2 separate regions of the Mus musculus genome follow, and region 2 is linked to region 1. A link is a loop called in an ENCODE intact Hi-C map of the cell type or tissue named here. Cell type or tissue: left cerebral cortex. All regions are shown on one strand. Each heading gives the region's core, and the rest is flanking DNA. Links, peaks and the distances in the headings are about the cores only. Region 1 overlaps Enpep (glutamyl aminopeptidase). Region 2 overlaps Elovl6 (ELOVL family member 6, elongation of long chain fatty acids (yeast)).

Region 1 (10,030 bases), core at 984-8,983:
TTTGGTTTGTAAATTAGGTCACAGGAACATAAAATAATCTGCCAGCACCTCAGAGGATGGAAGGTTCTTACTCACTCCCTCTTGGGAAAAGTTTGAGTCATCGTATTTTAGGCTCTGGGAGTGAAATTGGAGCATAGCTGGGCCATTTAGAAAAGCAGAGTGTAATGTCACAAAGAGGAAAGAATGAAATGAGTTTGCTTCCTCACAGGGAACTGTGTACACAGGACAAACCAGTGGGTATAAGGAAAAATAAATAGAGACATAGACACCAAAAAGACAATGCAAGGGTTTGTTTTTTTGTTTGTTTTAAAAAATGATTTGTTTATTTTTATTTTATGTGCACTGATGCTTTGCTTACATGTATGTCTGTGTGAAGGTGTCAGATCTCTTGGGACTAGAGTCACAGACAGTTGTGAGCTGCCATGTGGGTGCTGGGAATTTAACCCAGGTCCCCTGGAAGAGCAGTCAGTGGTCTTAACTGCTGAGCCATCTCTCCAGCCCCAGACAATACAGATTTTTAAAAGGCGATGATATATTTTAATGTCTGACACGCTATCAGGCTTTGGTAGCAAACTTATCCAATGGTTTGCATGCCAATCACTGCGCCTTAAGCTGTTTCTACTCACTAATGTCACACAGTTACATCCTAATGACCCTTTTTACCCAAGTCTTAGAGCTGAGAAGTGATTTGTGCAAGGCTACACAGAGCAGGCTGGGGCTTCAGACGCGAAGCTGGCTGCAAGGGCCTCTGGCGGTCAGTTATACCATGCCTCACGGTTTGTGGGTGTGTGTGTCATCAGATGAAGCCTTATCTTCCTGAATGTCTGTGTTTCCTTACTAGCTCAAGGTCTATGTCCAGCCCAATCAGAAGGAGACAGCAGAGTATGCGGCAAACATAACCCAAGCTGTATTTGATTACTTCGAAGACTACTTCGCTATGGAGTATGCGCTTCCTAAACTGGGTGAGAAAACACTTTTAATTCCTCATTTCAAGTTGCCTTTGGGTTTTTTGTTTGTTTGTTTTGTTTTATCTTTTTTTTTTAAAGCCTAAGTTAACCTAGTGTGTCTAATTCTATCACCATGAATTACTGATCATCTCTGAGTCTTTTTAGTATGTGCATGCACTTCGTGTCTGACGGGAACTACAAGCTCAAAGATCCACGCTGGAGTCTTTCAAAAATAATAGCCACTCTCTCCTCTTATATGAGGAAGAGCTAATCTTTGATTCAGAAAGCAGCTCCTGCGGAGCTTGCTCACGGTGGGGCCAAAACAGCCACCTACATCATTAGATTTAAAAATCAGGACTCCGCCAATGGTTTGCATGCCTGGCCCTCCTAAGGGAGTTGGAAAACAGTAAGGGTCAGCGATGTCGTAAGAGGCTCGTGTGCTTCCCACCCGACCCTTGTTGTGCAAGACTTTCCAGCCCCGGGAATGAAATACTGGAGCTCCTTCTAGAGTTTCCTTTTCTTCAGTGTGGAGAGAAACACATCTTATTTTTATTTTTTGGTAATATGCAAGGAAAGCCATATTCCAAATGTATGGACATGCTGTCTCCATCAACAGCACAGACAAGCTTGAGTGACCAGTTTGAACAGAGATGTAACTGTAAGACCCTTGGAGACACTTGAAGGGAAGGTCTTAAGAAAACCAACCAACTGCCTGGGCTGTGGTGGTGCATAGCTTTAATCCCAGAATTTGGGAGGCAGAGGCAGGTGGATCTGAGTTCAAGGCCAGCCTAGTCTATGGATGAGTTTCAGGTTAGTCAGGGCTACACAGAGAATCCTTGTCTTGGAGAAAGAGAGAGAGAGAGAGAGAGACAGAGACAGAGACAGAGACAGAGACAGAGACAGAGAGACAGAGAGAGAGGCAGACAGACAGACAGAGAGAGAGAGACAGAGAGAGAGAGGCAGACAGACAGACACACAGAGAGAGGCAGACAGACAGACAGACAGACACACACACACAGAGAGAGAGAGAGAGAGAGAGAGAGAGAGAGAGAGAGAGAAAACCAAGAATCTACTTCCCTATCTAGTATCTACCACCTTAATAAATTCCGTAGAAGGCAAAAGGCACGGTGGCTCTGTGTGTGTACACCCCCACATCTCATTTTCACTTCAATGGTCCTTTATACCACATATAAATTATGAGAGGAAACAGAAAGACAAGTAGCTTTCTACCAGACTCAGAGGAAAATTCCGAATGTTACAGGAACTGGAATGCAGAGTTCATTGTCTTTGTCTCACTCCTTGTGATCACGGTGACCCCAGATGCAGAATTCACACCAGTCTCTCTCTCTCTCTCTCTCTCTCTCTCTCTCTCCCTCTTCTCTTCTCTCCCATGTGCTTCCCTGGGTGTCTTTAACACTTTCAGATTTATCTGTATACTAGAGCCTTTGGAAGTGATGTCCTCACTCATATCAAAAGGTAATTGAATTGACATTAATTAATTATAATGTCCGTGTTCACTAGAGAAGAGATTGCATGCATTTGCTCAAGGATTTGTGCAAATTGTACTTTCCAACATTGTAAAAACTGTTGGCTATAGGGTCATACTTTCCCAAGCTTGAGGGCTATTCTTATGCCACAGTAAGAGCGACCCCTACAATGAGAACATGACAAGAAAATCACGACTCTTACCTTGATTTTCAATGAATATATATATATATATATATATATACACTATTCTTTCATACAAATCTTTAAGAAATTTTAATCAAAAAGGCCTCTTTCTTACATGTTAGAATGAAATTTCACTTATTTAAAATTTTGTGCCTCATTTAAATTATAGTAGTAATAAAAATTATATTCAGGTTACAGTTCATTAGCTTGGGAAGCTGTATTCCCTGATAATCGGTGTTTTTCCTGTATGCAGATTTAATGTGGAAGTGTTCAATGTTGCTTCCCTTTGTTGGGTGTTATTTCTAAAATCCAGAGAAAATAGGACAGAAATTCCTGTGACCTGGATAAAAAAATAGAGAGAGAAATTGGTCAATTCCATGTCCTTCTAGCTTATTTAAAATACAAAGGAAGATGGCAAAGGGAAGGTGGAGGAAAAGAGGAAAGGGACATTAGATTGGCCGAGAATCAGACTGTCCTTAAATTGTACATCACTCGGGTTTCTAAGTCTGTGTCCTTGACATGCAAGCTGTCTCTCTGAACTCACATGTTCTGTCTTCTCAGTTCTCATTTAAAGGCTTCACTCTTTTTTTTTCCCTAACACTGTATCCCCCAAATAGGTGCTGTTTATAACCAACGTCATAAATAAAAGATGGGGGAAAGTAATAAAAATGAATTACTGTAAAGAGAAGAAAAGACATAAAACCAGAGAGGCTTGGAATAAAAGAGCAGTCATGTAATCCTTCAGAGAAAAGGGAGGGCTAGGGAGGGACGACACACTGAAGTCTGGAGGCTACAGGAACTTCTCCGTGGGAATGTTGAGAGCATTAGGACTGAGTTTGTGCACAAACGATTTCTGCCTCTCACTCTGAAACATTATTTTTAGCCTTAAAAAACAAAGTCAACCAAAGAAGTTAATTTGGTAAGAGACGCTGTGAACAAGTGGAAAGAATGCATTTCTCACCAGACTGTCTTTTTCCACAGATAAAATTGCTATTCCAGATTTTGGCACCGGCGCCATGGAAAATTGGGGACTTGTCACTTACCGAGAAACAAACCTGCTTTACGACCCCCTACTATCGGCCTCATCTAACCAGCAGAGAGTGGCCAGCGTGGTTGCCCACGAACTTGTACACCAGGTAGAGAGGGCCTCCCTGAAACAAATCCACTTGCTTTTTAAAACTGGCCTCTTTCCACAGCAGTAATACAAAGTGTGGATGACTAACGAAGTGAAACAGACCCACTCAGAACATCCCACGTGAAAGCTAGTCTAAGCCTTCACTAATATTTTACTGCACAGAAACTTTCCAGCGGTTCTCAACCTGTGGATGGTCACCCGGTGGGTGTCAAATGACCCTTTCACAGAGGTTACCTAAGACCATCAGAAAGCACAGATATGTCTATTATGATTAATAGCAGTAGCAAAATTAGAGTTACAAAGTAGGAACAAAAAATAATTTTATGGTTGGGGTCACCACAACGTGTGAAACTGCATTAAAGGGTGGCAGCATTAGGAAGGCTGAGAACCACAGTTTTAGACTGTTTTGCATTTAATAAAAACACAAGAGACCTTCCTATAACATTATATATTCCTTAAATTATATTAATAAACTGGAGAATTTAACATTCCTCAAATCAAGATGAAGTGGGAAATACATGTTAGGTACAATACTGATTGCTTCTGTGTCAGTTACAAATCCACGCCATGAAATTTCCTAGCACCTCCCTACTGCGAGAGTAAGCATCTATTTCCCCGTTGCTTTTCATTTCAGTGGTTTGGAAATACTGTGACCATGGACTGGTGGGACGACTTGTGGCTAAATGAAGGATTTGCTTCGTTCTTCGAGTTCTTGGGAGTAAACCACGCAGAAAAAGACTGGCAGATGGTGAGTCCTAACACAATCTGAATCTGTTTCTTCGTGGAAACCCAACTGAAGCCTTTGACAGAGGTCTAGGATCAGTGTCAAATATCCGTTGTGAAGGTAGTCAGAAGCCAGGAGCCAGGAACTTCCCCTGAGCTGCTCTTTGCCAAGAGCCTTTACCTGGTCATTGAGGCAGTAGGGAGCCATAGACAAACACCTGTCTAGATGGGGGATCAGGGCAGAAAGTGTAAGAAACGCCCACCTTGCATTTCCAGGAAGTAGGGTGTCAGCCCTTCCCAAGTCTTATTTTATAAGCTCTTTGACTTGAGCTGGTTGCTGCAAGGCTGTGATGTGGTGAAAACTTAGCAGTTAGGTGCAAGCTCACATCCTAAATGCATCAGCTCTCAGATGCACAGCAGGAAGCCTGGCCACAAGCGAGGTGCACGCTCTTCTCTGGGTCAGCTCTCCCTTTCATGTCCGATGAGAGCATTGTTCAGTATCAAGTAAGCGTTCAAGTTGTCAAACTGTAGGCTTAGTGAACGTTCTCAGTGTGCTCTCAAGGGACCTGGAATAAAACTTTCCAGGATTGCTACAGAATTTTCTTTAGGAAAATTAAGCCTTTTCTGTTTGTATTTAGATCGTGTAAGTATTCGTCTCTGGCTGAATATATGCATGTGTGTTCACTCCATAGATGTGTATACCTATCTCTGTGTAGATGTAGATTACCATGAAGTATGTAGAATACTGCCCTCTACTGGACTAGTTTGTGACATTGAGTAACTTACCTTGTCTGCATCCCTTTAAAAAGAACTGCCTCGTCCAGTTGTTGTAAAGGCGAACAATAAAGTGTATTTAAAGGGCTTAGTCTCCCACGTGAATTTGATAAAGAAATAACAAGACTGCTCAACTTGGAGTTATTTTTATCTTTCTCTGACTTCTGAAAGTATTTTTAAGTGACCTCTAAACTCCAATGCTTCCTAAGTGTCGCTGAAAAGCTACTAAAGGGCAAATTTAAAAATACAGGAGCACACCATCCAACAGAAGTTTAACTTCCCTGGGGCGCAAGAGTCTATAACAGTTTTCCTTTTTCAACTTTAAAACTTTTTTTTTTCCCTGCCTCCTGCCTCTTCCCCCCATCTCCTCACTGTCCCAACTTTTCCTTCTCAATTTTATGTCCTTACAAAACAAACAGCAAACAAACAAATGAAAATACACTCGGGTGTAGGACCAGCTACTGGAACATGGGGTAGACTTTCCAGGGCCACATTCCTGAAGAAAAATGGAACCCTCCCCTGCATAGCTGCCATCAATGGGGGTGGGGCAGCTCCTAAGCTAGGGGTACATAGCATAAGCTCTCCCCAGTCCAAGCTGGGAAGTTTGGTTGACTTGATCTTGTCCCTGTAGTCCCAGCTGCTGATGTAGGTTAAAAAGTTTTAAGAAGCAATTGTTGTAAATCCTACCCCCCCCCCAGGACTCCCCCTCCCCGCTTGAATCCACAGAGATCTGTCTACCTCTGCCTCCAGAGTGCCGAGATGAAAGGAGTGTGCCATCAGCCTGTCCCTTGGGAAATCTATCTTTTACATTAAATACTTGCATCCCCCCTAACCTTCTTTGAAAGGTGAGGGGAACTGCTCTGCAAAGTTGAGTCTTTAAACAATTTACATCAGGGTTTTTCCACCCGGGAACTATTAACATTTGGGGCAATGCTTTGTTTCATGGGCCTCCCTATGCAGTGCACACTAGCCAGTTCCTGTCACACTCTCTACTGCTAGCTCCCCTGTCCCAGTGGTGACAAAGGCTAGGAATAGAGATAAAAATAAACAAGTAAAAATCTTCAGTTGCCGATCATCATGACAGTAAACATTGATGAATTCGTAATTTTTTGAAAATAAACTACACAACGGGTAAATAATTTTGTCTTTTATTTTTTCTATTAAAGTATTTTGGTGACCTCCCTTTATCAAATTCTGATATTAAACTGTAACATTTGAATAGTCAGTTAAACTCCAATTTTGATGTTTCAAAACACCATTAAGCCCAGCTTGGTTGTAAACGCCAGTGAACCCTGCACTTGGGAGATTGAAGCAACAGAATCAAGAGTTCAAGGCTAGCCTGAGATTCTTAGTGAAGCCCTGACTTAGAAAACCAAGGCTGTGGATGTATCTCAGTGATAGAGTATTTTGCTAGCATGGGCAAAGTCCTAGGCTCAATTCTCAGGACCGGGAAGGGGTGGGGGTGGGATTGGTGTATTCTAGAATTTATTACTCACTCTTTTACCCCTCAGTGGAATATAATCACATAAATAGCTGTAATTTGCCCCCCCTCCCTTCTTCCTATTTATTCATCTTGCATTTACCTAAGAGCAGACAATCAAGTCATTTGATAAAAACATTTATTTAGTCCTCACGGAGTTCCCAGTTTACGGCCTTGTGTGGAAAGGAGTCTGGTAAATAAGTTAGAAAGAAAAATCCCATGAATACCTCTGTGACTTACTTCATCAGTGACAACTTTTTGCTTGAAGAAGATAATAACACTCCCCAATGATGTGAGAGGCAGGGTACATTCAGAAAAACACGGGTTTTTCTTCTCACTTAAACCTCTTGACATGCAAACCGAACCAACCAACCCACCCAACAAACAAAATTCAAGTCAAACTGTGATTGTGGGCATCATCCAACCACAGAACCTTGTCTATTATGAAGGGCAACCATGACACTGGGAAATATAAGTTAACATGACAAGCACCCTTTTTGGAAATATTTTAAGCTAGTAGAAGAACTAAAGTGTTGATGTTTTTTGTTTTTTTGTTTTTTTTTTTTAATTAGTACTAGTTTAACAGGGTGAGTTTGCAGAATCTTCATCCATATGAATCAAAGTAACAATGACAGACAATTTGCAGAGTTCCCCTGCGTACCCAGTACTATGTATCAAGTGCTGCACATGAACTGGAGTTTTGAGTCCTGTGCACAAGTCCAAAGAGGAGGGGCTCTCACTGCTAGTGACCAGGGATCTAGTTTAAGTTATGAATCAAGAAGAGAGAAAGACTGTGCTCTCAGCCAAGGAAGCCCAACCATACTGTGAGGATCATAGCCATGCCTCTCGACTGAGAAAACCTATGGCCAAATCACAATTGATCCCTAGAACTAAAGAATGAGCAAGGGCTTTCTTTGATTGATTAGAAACTGTTCACATTCCAAGGACAAGTAACCGGAAACAACATCTTTGGCCAATTGAGTCTCTACGTCGGTCAATGTTCATGGTGACCCCCAAGAGGGGACATCAGGTTTGGTGCAGTTTAAAGTGCGGAGCAGTGAGAATTACAGAAAGAGGAGAGGAATCAGCGAGGGCACAGGCTTGATCGTACAGCATTCATTTGAAAACCCAGAGACCTTGTTACACCATCTGAGCCATTGCCGCTTCTGTCCCCACCGCTTTGAATCCGTAGCATGTTATGAAATAGAAAGCCGTCCGAGGGAAGTGCTAACTCTCTCTGCTTTCTGTCAGCTCAGTCAGGTGCTGCTTGAAGATGTGTTCCCCGTGCAAGAGGACGACTCCCTGATGTCTTCACATCCAGTGGTCGTCACCGTGTCCACGCCAGCTGAAATAACATCTGTGTTTGATGGGATATCATACAGCAAGGTAGGAGATACACAGCATTGGTTTGGAACATCCTTTGGTTGACCGACTTTTAGTCAAGCTCCTTTACCCGCTAAGCATCCTACCAGTTCTTATCTTGATTTTTTTTTTTTTTTTGGAGAGAAAATATGTCTTACTTTTCTGCTGTGTGGTCAACGAGGACAGCCAACTAACTACATGGGCATTCTAATGGAAGAACACTTTGATGTTTAGAACAAGCATTCAAATGCAGCTTAGTTGAGGGTGAAATCTTCATCCATTGTGTGTGTGTGTGGTGGTGGGGGGGAAGGAACGGAGGGACAGAGGGAGAGAGAGAGAGAGAGAGAGAGAGAGAGAGAGAGATGCCTGTATTTTGTAGGCAAGGCATTTTTTAGACTAAAACTGGATGAGATACTGCTAGGAATGTGCAGCCCAAGTTCCTGTGACATTCTCTCTCTCACGACATTTCCTACCATACCTCATCCCACATGTGTTCCATACTTGTGCTAACATAATTTAAATCTGTGTAGCTTCCTGTCTTTGTCACTCACAATTCAGCCATTGTATTAAGTTACTGAAAAGCTACTGTTATGATGGATGAACCCCGACATGGTTGTTTTTATAACTATTAAAATGATGTTTATCAAAATCAGCCTAAGTGACAGCAGTTACCACGTGAAGTTGATACCATAATTTTCTGTGTCTCCTCTCACCTCCCCCCGGCCCCCGTGGCATCTTTTCTGCCTTCTTTTAAATGATTGATTATCCGTCTGAGGAACTCACAAAGGAAGGCTCAGACTCAATTCTCTAAGTCCTGGGTATGCCAGGGGCTTAAAATAGTGTCAGAAATAAATATGTTTCTAAGCTTTATTCTTACCGTGTCCAAATGCAACGTAAAATACTTGGGAAATTGTAATGAAAACTACTAAGTGGGAAGGCAATATTTTCATGTATATTAGTTGAAAACTGATAGAAAAATCTCACAAGTAGTGTGTCTTAGTATTAACCCACATGGAAGATGCTGGGAATCAGTGCATGCCTCAAATTCTTGAGATATATAAAGCAAAATGAAACAAAACTTTTGATATAAAATATTTTTGTGCCTACATTACATATCTATCCATACTAAAATATTTTGGTAGATATTTTCTTTTTCCTTCTGTTAAAAATACTTATCATTTCTTATGTGGAGGTATACTTAATAGTTTGCCAGAATTTCACCTTGAAATTAGCGCTTCAGCCAAGAATGTGCGGTGAGGACCATTTTTCTCTTCTTTCATTAACAGATTGCCACCTGCCGTCTGACTAGGGGAAGTGCAGCAACCATTTAGACACCATTTAGTCACTGACAGGATGGCAATTTGAGCAATTTTTCTTCAACACTTAGATATTTAGAAACACACATACATGGAAAGGGTGCTGTGTGTGTGTGTGTGTGTGTGTGTGTGTGTGTGTGTGTGTGTGTGTGTGTGTGTGTCTGTCTGTCTGTCTGTCTGTCTGTCTGTGTGTTATCACGGCACAATAAACTCTGTAATTCATCAGAATGATCTTCAGAAACGCTGGAACACAATCATGAAATGTTGCAGTAATGCTCAGTGATACTGTTCCTTGCAGTTTCATTAATTTAATTGCTCTCTTCTTCCATCCTAGGGAGCTTCTATTCTGAGAATGCTCCAAGACTGGATAACACCAGAGAAATTCCAAAAAGGCTGTCAGGTATGATTGATTTTTTTGACGGTGGCAAAAGTACACTCTACTGATAATTCGGCTGACAATTGTGGCTGGCTGATTAAGAACAATTGTTTGTTTGTTTGTTTTTACTTTCACTGAACATGGACAGATAAGCAAGAGATAAAGGTATGATAAAAGATAAAGGATGACTTTACGTCAAGTTAAGGCTCTACATTTCATCTGTAATGATCATTTACCAGAAATGTC
Region 2 (10,030 bases), core at 687-8,686, 320 kb before region 1:
AGTTACCATATTATAAAATTCTGGGTAAAGTAGATTTATATCTGAATGGTAGGTGCTTATATAAATTCACTGACTGAGAGAATCTCTATCAGTGCATCTTATTTTCAATTTGTGTTCATGGTGCTACCTGTGTGTATGCCTACCATGTGCACACACACACACATCATTGTTAATGTATTCAGTCTAGGTCACGCAAGACCTGTGTTCATATTCTGATCCTCATAGGAAAGGTTTTTAGGTAGAGCTTTTGGCTACTCTTCCTTAGTCTTTGTCTTAGGAAGACAGCCATCAATCCAACTGTCAGCTACTCAAAGGCAGTAGATTTACACCATGTTGTGACACGTGGCTCAGCTGCTCCCCCAACACACTCGAGAGAACAGTATCTACACAGATGTGTGACCACGAACTCTGATGAGCTTACAAAACACTAGTGTCAGAACAGACCGGAGAAGTCTCCCATAAATCTACACACTCTCGCCTCTGTTTAAAGAAGACAAAAAAAAAAAAAAAGAACATTTGTACCTTCTGATTTCACAATTCAACTCAGTTCCACTAAAGCCACATAATTATTGATCTTGGACTAAAAATATTAGGAATCCCAGATGGAAGGGTGACCTGTCTTCCTCAAGAAGAATATACTCCAGTTTGTGAGCTGGTGGCCGCTAGTCACGGATTCACTCAGCTCACCCTCACAAGTGGATTCCTTACTCTAGCAATAAGGACACATTTCCAGAAAACCGTACTCATAACAGGTCCATGACATAACTTAACGTGTTTCGGCAAGCCTATGCCACCCTTACTTTCAAGACCACCGAAGGGCGAAGAGAATCTATAAGCAGAGGGAGAATTTCCACCCATGTCTAGCAGGTGCCCTACATTCCCTTTCCCCAGGGCCAGACTCAGGGATGATAAAATGAAGCAGCAGAAGCCAATAGTTAGCTCAGTTAATGAGAACAGAAGCCCCCAAAGCAAAGCTTGATTTCCGAGTCTGAATCTTGACCGCAGAGAGACGTTTGCTTATCTCCATGACTTGGAAACTGTAGCGCTGTTCTTCTTTTTCTCCCATTTTAATATTAGCTCAGCTGTTAATGGGCCTTAGAGAAGGGACCGTGTGTTATTTTATAAATCCCTGAGAGTGGCCTATTTTTAGTATTGTTAGGAAGTTGGCATTCAAAAACTCTTGGATTGATGGCTGTCTTCCTAGGACTAAGGAAGAGTAGCCAAAAGCTCTACCTAAAACCCTTTCCTATGAGGATCAGAATATGAACACAGGTCTTGCGTGACTGAATTGATGGAGACATCAATATACATAATGGACAGCGACATCAACAAGGAGCAAAGGGGTGGGAGAGAGTCAGTCAAATGTTTAGAGTTCAGGCATTCTAGCTTCTCAGCAGCCAGCAGAAGACAGAGCTCCGCATTGTGTTTCTTGGTTCATGCTTAGTAAGTCCTGGGTATGTGAAGCTGCAGTGGGGGTGGGGTGGGGTGGGGTGGGAGGGGAAACAGACACTCACCTAGTTCGGGTGCTTTGCTGAGCACAAATGCATAAGCCCAGAATTTGCTGACAGGTCCATTGTAAAAACTCTGGTCACAAACTGACTGCTTCAGGCCTTTGGTCATCAGAATGTACAGCATGTAAGCACCAGTTCGAAGAGCACCGAATATACTTCCGAAAGGAAGAGAGAAAAGAGACAACAGTCAGGAGACCAAGTTCAAGTTCACCTTCACCATTAACCGCTGTTAGGGTCTGAGTATGTCTATGGATGCTCTCTGTCTGTATGTATAACTACACACCAGAAGAGGGCATCAGGTCCCATTATAGATGGTTTTGAGCCACAATGTGGTTGCTGGGAATTGAACTCAGGAACTCTGGAAGAGCAGACAGTGCTCTTACCCACTGAGCCATCTGTCCAGCCCAAGGTCTGAGTATAAATTAACCCCCATAAGCTCATTCATTTCAACACCTGGTCTCCAACTGGTGGTCTGTTCTGGAAGGGTCTGGAACCTTTACAAGGTAAAGCCTTTGACGAGACAAAGCACGCCACTGGAGGTGGCCCTGAAGCTGTATAGCCTGGCCCACCTGACAGTGATGGAACATTGCCAGCTACCTAAGGTCCTTCTGCCATACTTCCCTCCAATAATGATGGGCTGTATAACTAATACGAGTATCCTTAGAAGGCAGGTCTGCCACTGGTCATAGCAGGCAGAGAAGAATCCTAGTACCCAGTTACCTGGGGCAAGCTTCAAACGCCCTGTAAAGGAGCTAGCACTACTCTTGGTACTGGGTTTTGATGACTGTTTGCTCTTTCTCTGTGCTCCACAATGAGGTCATGGAAAGAAGACTCAGTCCTCACCGGGCTTTCAGATGGAACTATTTCCTCTTGGGACCAATTTCACTGACAGGAGACAGAATAGCTCTACGTCCTTGGCATTACCTCTGCTCTGTCTGCATCCAGTCCCTTTCCAAGTCCCGTTGGCTCTCATCCCTGAAAGTCTGTTAGTGTCTTTAAGCGAACTCTCCCTCCACATCTGGAGCAGATGCCTTGGCTCCTGCAGCAGGATCCAAGCTGCTGGTCCTGGCCATGTCCTGTTGCTCATCTGTGTTTGCATCAAAAGTACCTTCTAGACTTCTCTCTACTACCAGCCCTAAGAAGAGTTCCATTCACCCTAGAAGAGCTAAGTATCCACCCAACTGAGTATACAAACTGCCAACACTGTTCTTGGCTTGACAGGTTTGCCTCCACTTAGTCACAGATGTTCCATAAAAACGTCAAAGAGAGGAAAGCTTATCGACACTATAAACACAAAACAAACAAAACCCCTTTTTAGCCAGGACCTGATAAGGAAACAGGAGCATTCTGGAACACATTGATGTAATAATGTGAAGCATGAAAGCACTTGGCATTTGGAGCAAGGGGATGTCACTGTGAGCGAAACTTTAATGTGTGTGACCCAGGATGGCATCTACAGTCTCTATGCAGAGAGAGATGGCTGGCTCCACGGAGAGATGTCCTGGCCTTCCCTTCTCTTCTCCATAAGATACCACAGCCTTCCTACAGTCAGTGGGAGCTACATATACGACCCACTATGGGATGAAGTGGCACCCTCACCAGGTTGGGTAATGGAATTTTCCAAGAGGAGTTAGAGAAAACACTTTTCCTGCGTAAGAGTTACAAGTCACTCAGCTAATCCGACCAGGAACTTTGTCCACTACATACAGAGAACTTAAAAGTTGACTTTGCTGAGACTTAAGGAATTAAAGATGACTTCCTGATTAATGTCTAAATCGGGACGGGAAGCAGCATCTCTAAGGATAGTGTCCCTCATTTCAATAGGCACTGTCACTTTTTGGTTAGTGATGAAATTTATCCTTCAGTGGCTCTCTGCATCTAGACAACGCCCCTACCCCCACATTCCTGACCAGGGATCGCACAACTCTGAGTGGCTTCTTTACTGCTCGATCACCTTCACCTCCTGATGTTCTGCTCAGTGTGCCAGCACTGCTGGGCACATCACATTCTCTGCCTCAGGGCTTTTGAGTACTCTTCCCTCTGGAAGCTTATTCACCCCAAGGCTGGCTCTTTGTCCCTTTCAAATCTCGAACAGGTTTAACTCCTGGTGAGGATGCCTCTACAGCCCGAAAGTAGAGGCAGTGATCTCGATTTCATTGGACAAGTTGGATAATGGAAATGTTCACTCTTAACTTGAGTCCCTCTCCCCTTGCTTCCTGGGATGATGGTCCACCAACTTTAACATGAAAGTTTCCAACTTTTCCAAATTAAGGTTTTAGATCTTAGTCTGCTGCTTTGGAAAAAAACCACAGATATGTCATCCAGTGGCTGAGGAAGAATCAAGAACTCCCCTCCCCCACTCCTCATCCTTTGTTCAGGGTGACCCAGGGTCTTACTCTTCTAAGAAAATCAAACCCTTTCTGTATAGTATAGGAGCAATCAAGCGTATAAACCAGTTCTAGGACCCCGACTCAGGAGAGACTTCTCTTAGGAAAGTCCATGTGGTCCGTTCTAGCCAATGTGATGGGTTGGGAAAGGTTTCTCCGCTCTCTAATACACACTGTCCGACAATTCAGCAGGCCTTTGGCAGCTCCGAGGACCAAGTCAAGCCAGGAGAGCAAAATAGTTGGTCTGGATGTGGCTGAGGTGGCGAGCGAGACTACGTTCCAGTTCCCCTTGGCTCAAGACTTCTTGTATTGCAGAAATCAATTTGTAAACCTTCTTTCCATCACTTGCAGCCCAAAGCCCTAGGTAAACCTGGCACATGGATGTGACTTTCAATTGACTTGTTTCTTTAACACTCAGTGAGGAAATGACCTTTGTGGTTCAAAAGTGCAGCCAGTCACTGGTACTGCCGGGACAGTACATACTAGATACATGAGGCTTATCTTGCACCATACACCAGTAGAGGAGCTCCCAATGACTTCTGCTAAGTCTGAAGCAAGGGACCCTGTGTAGTACAAGACACATTGGCTACACCTGGGACTTTTCTGTATAAGTCTATTTTGTAACTATAGCCTTCTCCATCATACCCAGCCCATCAGACATACCCAAAACCCATGTGGCCCAGAGATGTCTCTCTATTCTATCACTACCAGATTGACTGCAAGTAGGCAGAGCAGGTTCAAGACAATCTTCCAAACTTTGGACATCACTGTAATTTATTACTAACTTTTAATTGTTTTTGTTTGTTTGTTTGTTTTTTTGAGACAGGGTTTCTCTGGGTAGCCCTGGCTGTCCTGGAACTCACTCTGTAGACCAGGCTGGCCTCGAACTTAGAAATCCGCCTACCTCTGCCTCCCAAGGGCTGGGATTACAGGCATGCGCAACCACTGCCCGGCTAATTTTTAATTGTTAATAGTTAAATGTACCCCCTCAGTTGTTAACTGTTTAGCACAATGGATTTAATGGCTCTGGGAGACTTCCTGTGTAGGGAAGCCAATGGAGCGGGAGAGCTGCTTTGGATTGGAAATGGTTTCTCTGTTCTTAGGGTGTATTGTCTGGAAATGCAGCAGACATTTTGCTGGCATTTCAGCTGGGGGGGGGGTGTTAAGTAGTTATTCACAGGGTTGAAAGTTGGAACTGGGGAGGGGTGGACTACTTTAGACAATCTTTTACATCACGGTGACCCACAATACTGCTATCAAGTATACAGCACAAATTATTGTCTCATATTTGGACAGAAGCCTCATTCCCTGAGCTCTGAACAATAAGGCTGCCTGAGAACTGAGGACAGTGGCACTTTTGAGGGACTATGTCAGTGCCAGCCATTGGGCCCCTGTGTTCATGGGCAAAGGCGTATTGTTGAGCTGTGACAATGCCGCTGTTGGGGAGCCGCTAGCTCTGCCTCTGCCACATCTCAGCCATGTGTACGTCAGATCAGGTGGCTCTTCCTTCTAACAGCACCATGCCATGACGCATTACTAAACTAGACTTGAAGGAGAGCCCTTTCCTCTGTAAGTTGCGTTCGTTCCTTCCAGAGGCTGTGTGATAGACACAGCTTCAAAAAAAAAAAAAAGTGCGGTTTTGGCTCCGTGACCACGCTTCTCTGGTAGGCTTGGCAGGCCTGTCCCTCCCTGGGCACATCACTGGTCCTTTTTGTAAGGAAACACTCTATTCATGCCCACAACTGAAGTTCAGGTCATTCTCTTTGCCCTCTTCCTGGAGAGGTTCTGCTGGCCTGAAGGCCTTGCTGTTGAGAGCATGTTGCTGAGCAGCCTCTGACCCATGGGATAAGCAGGGATGGAGATGGGGGCAGAGGACAGGGGTCGTGAGTGGGGTGACTGGGAGGAGGACAACCGGGATTGGCCCAGACTCCCTGCTTTCTCAATCAGATTGCAAACCCCACAACCTATGTCAGCTAGCAAGTTCATAACTGGACATATATGAGCATTCTTTCTTTCTTTTTTTAAAGATTTATTATTTACTATATGTCAGTACACTGTAGCTGTCTCCAGACACCCCAGAAGAGGGTATCCGATCTCATTACAGATGGCTGTGAGCCACCATGTGGTTGCTGGGATTTGAACTCAGGACCTCTGGAAGAGCAATCAGTGCTCTTATCCGCTGAGCTATTTCTGCAGCCCAGATATGAGCGTTTCCCAGAGAACATCTTGGAAGAGAGGTTGCTGGCAGGGACAAGCAGCTCATTCTTGTGCATGGTTGCTTTAGTCAGCTGACAAAGGTCGTCCTGAGGGGCAGGTGAGCTGAGAGCCTGGGCGGCAGTGGGTCATGGGGCTGGATAACCACCACAGTAAGGTCTTTCCTGCTGTAAAATGCACTCATCCTGTACTTGGCTATCTACTGGTTCTGAAGGCATACGCTTTTTCTTGCAGAGTTTAGTTTTGCTTTTCAGTGACAGGAGAGAGAGAGAGTGTGTGGTCAGCCACCTGAGGCATAAATGCAGTGAGGAGGCCGGCCGGCCGACTGCCCTGTTTAGCTAAGGTGCTACCACTGGCCTCTCGATTCAGGGTAAGGAAGTGTGTTTTGAATTTCCACAGGAGATACCAGGAATAGCTAGTAGACACTAAATTGGGAAGGCTGTCAAAAGAACCATGTTCTTTGTACTCCAGGCCTATACAGTCAATATTGCTTTTTTCTTTGTTTTTAAATAAATGTGTATTAGACTGACATTTTCAATAACGCCTTAAGTGGGTGACTGCTCATCACTGATAAACATAAACAACAACAGAGGTGCTCGTGACGAAGCCCTGGGATTGTCGGAGAAAATCCTGATTCATTTACTGAACCACCAAGTATTTAACAGTAAGGGCCAGATACTGAAGAACTCATGTGGAGGGCAAAACCTCCTTAACATCCTATAGATGGTACAGACATGTGAAACACACACACACACACACACACACACACACACACACACACACACGAACACACGCACTCGTGCATGCACATGTGTGTGCGCGCCCTAAGACAATTTCCTTATCTAATCCTGGAAGTAATTGTACTTTTGGTGCAGACCTTGGGAGATGTGTGTGTGTATATTCAAAAGTAATTGCATCAAAAAGTAATTGTGCAATCTATCTCCATTCAAAAGTAATTGCAACAAAGTTACAATTTCTTTCATAATAAGTGTATGACATTTTGTCAGTTGTTAAAACTTGGCAATGGCTGACCCCTCTTTATGAACACAGGAGGGGCTATTAATATTTCTGATAACATAATCTGAGCTGACATTGTTCTTAGACTCAGACAATATCCATAGCAGGACAAACACCCAACAATCCCAGGACAGGATAAAACAAAACCAAAAAACAACAAAAAAAAACCAACAACAACAACAACAAAAAAAAACCAAAAAACCCAACAACCGCCACCCAGCAACTGCTGTCATGCATATTGACCCGAGGAGAGGATTCAGACTGTAGATGTCAGATGGAATAAGGTCACCTCCACACCCCTGTCATCTCTACCAGAGACACATAGCTCAAGGGCCGAGCCCTTCCACTCCAGAAGACTTTGTTCTCGGTAGAGAATGTCAAACTTTAGGGGACGATTGTCTATTTAAACTTTTCTTACTAGTTCGTGTGTATAGATGCTTAGCTTGATGTATGTTTGTGAACCACTGGCCTGCAGTGCTCTTGGAGGCCAGAAGAGGGCGTTGGATCCCTCTGGGACTGAAGTCCTGGTGGCACACGCCTTTAATCCCAGCAATTGGGAGAGGCAGGCGAATTTCTGAGTTCAAGGCCAGCCTGGTCTATAGAGTGAGTTCCAGGATAGCCAAGGATACACAGAGAAACCCTGTCTCAACGCCCCTCCCCGCCAAGACTGGAAATTTAATCTGGGTCCTCAGGAAAAAGAAAGACAGTGCTCTTAATCACTGAGGCATCTCTCAGCCTTTTGATTCATTTATTTCTCCTTGGAATATTAAACCAGATACTTCAATTAGAAACTTGGAAAATCTCCCAAATACGGTGGCTCAAAAGGCCCATTAAACTGTACATGAGATGAATCATAACTGACATGGCCCATATAATCAGAACTCAAGAGTTCAACAAGACCCTCTGCCCCCGCCCCCGGAAGGTACTGGAAAATTAATTTTAAACTCTCATTGCTTTCTTTCATCTTTTTAGACCAGTTTTATCTTTCAGCAACATAAAAAGTGAGAGATTTCTCTGTAGGATGAAACTCTGATTTCTAATTTTATAATGTTTCCTTCATATTTAGTCCTTGGGATTCATCTTTAGTTCATAATTGAGAAAAAAAAAAGATTCCTTTGGAGTTGTAATGTCACACAAACATTGCTTCCTTTTTGAAGAACAACAGTCTCGCAACAGGACGGGAATGAGTAAGTGGAATTGAAGACAGGTGATAGGAAAAGTGTGGGGTGGAAAAGGTCAGCCCAGTTCACGAGGAAACCACTTCCGGTTCATTTTCATTTGTAGTGACATCTAAAAGTGACTGATAAGTTAGCACATACCCACTTAAAGCACTTCTAGGCTAAGCAAATGCTACAAGCTGCCATATGGATTCCATTGGTCCTGAAGGCTTCTGGCAGAACACAGTTGGTGGGAAAAGACTCAAGAGTACATAGAAGCTTTGCAAATAGCTCCTAATGTGCCACAGAAAACAAGTACCATGGTGGGTGTGCCTTGTACAGCTGCTGTCTCCATTCGCCACTCCCTTGATAAGCCAGAGAACTCCTGCTTTAGACAGTTGTTTTGAATTTTGTTTGATAGGATGGGCTGGCTTTGATTCAACTTCTGATATGTCAATTTAATTCCCTTGACTGGTAAATACAAGCAGCTTTTTTTTTCTCCCCCAAATAAAAGAGAAAGGTAAGGGTCTGAGTGTTGTTTAAATACTATAACTCCTTGTCTCCCAGTGACCCGACATGTTAAATATAGCTGAGCAGGTCCTTACATCTAGAGTGTACAACTTGGAAATGACCCACTTGTTTCAAGAACCTGGCAAAATACTAACACTCTGGGGCCAACTTTGAATGACTAACTTGATAAAAACCCAGCCTTGCAGAGTGCAGAGTCAGGAGGCAAGGAGAAAGTAAGATAAGTCTGAGGGCAACGGGTACCATTCTGGCTGTCCATCAGCAGCTGCCACAGGCATAGATGTACGGCTATAGGATCTGAGACCTCAGTTTAGGATTTTTTGTCTTCAAATGCACCAGGATCTTACATTACTGAAACTTCTATCACATTTCCCTACGAGTCACATGGACGTCTCTCTGTGTAATACGACCGATGGCTTCAGTTCCTTCAGGACCAATAGGGAAAGTGTCAAACTCACCTGAGTTTGAGTCCTAGCCGTGCCAGCCTCAGTTGTGGTGGGCTCAAACTTGACTCTGTAGACATCTCAGGATGTCTCACATGTGAGCCACAAGATGGTGCAAGCTCCTAGCTCCAAGAGACATTATCGTGCCTAACTTACAGGCAAAGACACAGACAGCGAGGGGCTTGTGAGCTAGCCTAAGCAAGGACCCCTAGTTCCTATGCAGCATCCACTTCAATCTACAGCTCACAGCTCAGAGCTGCTTCTGAAAACTCACCAGACTGTCAACTTAGGGGAGTGGCTCTCGGTTTATCTGATGATAAAATCTCCTGCAAGCCCTAAAACATGATGTCAGTGCCTGGAACAAAGCCCACACCAAGAAGTTTAGCCCTTAATCTTGGGAGCAACTATTGGTTCTAGCTCTAGGCTAAGATCATTCAAGACACCATCTTGACTGTCCTCTTGCTCCATGAGCCTGTGCATGACGCTCCATCAGTAACCCATGGAGGGAGTCAACCCATCTATGAGCCACAGACATCCAAGTGAGGATGTGAAGTCTGAGAGTTCTGTGTCTTGTGATGGGTGAGTTCTCTTCCTCTGATTTATCTTCTCAACGACCAACACAATGCTACCTAATCCATTCCTGAGAAGGCTAGCCCAGGCCTAAGAGATACTTTCAATTTCCTAAGAGAAGAACAATATGCAGGTGTCTGGTCTTTTATAATGAGAACATCAAACAAAACTCGACCATTAGTGACAGGATGCTAGAAAACCTG

What was found. Peaks named below come from ENCODE experiments on the same cell type or tissue, not always from the same donor. Only the 100,000 strongest peaks of a DNase experiment are listed, where the experiment ranks them.
Region 2: a loop joins it to region 1, with 4 times the contacts of the local background. A loop is called at or near these places in 9 of 42 quality-filtered maps.

The regions. Positions count from the first base shown.
Region 1 is chr3:129,303,493-129,313,522 of GRCm38, reverse strand. It overlaps Enpep (glutamyl aminopeptidase), which reads left to right. Exons shown (of 20, transcript NM_007934.3): 4 at 842-962; 5 at 3,600-3,754; 6 at 4,388-4,501; 7 at 7,982-8,116; 8 at 9,743-9,808. Among named protein-coding and RNA genes, the nearest start is that of Enpep, 24 kb to the left of the region's middle. In left cerebral cortex, for the core only: CTCF peaks have their summits at 4,427 and 5,248 (motif pointing left); DNase peaks (open chromatin) are centred at 3,757, 4,451 and 5,219.
Region 2 is chr3:129,619,919-129,629,948 of GRCm38, reverse strand. Elovl6 (ELOVL family member 6, elongation of long chain fatty acids (yeast)) reads right to left here. Exons shown (of 5, transcript NM_130450.2): 4 at 1,515-1,666. Among named protein-coding and RNA genes, the nearest start is that of Gm35986, 93 kb to the right of the region's middle. In left cerebral cortex, for the core only: a CTCF peak has its summit at 7,615 (motif pointing right); DNase peaks (open chromatin) are centred at 5,347, 7,627 and 8,526.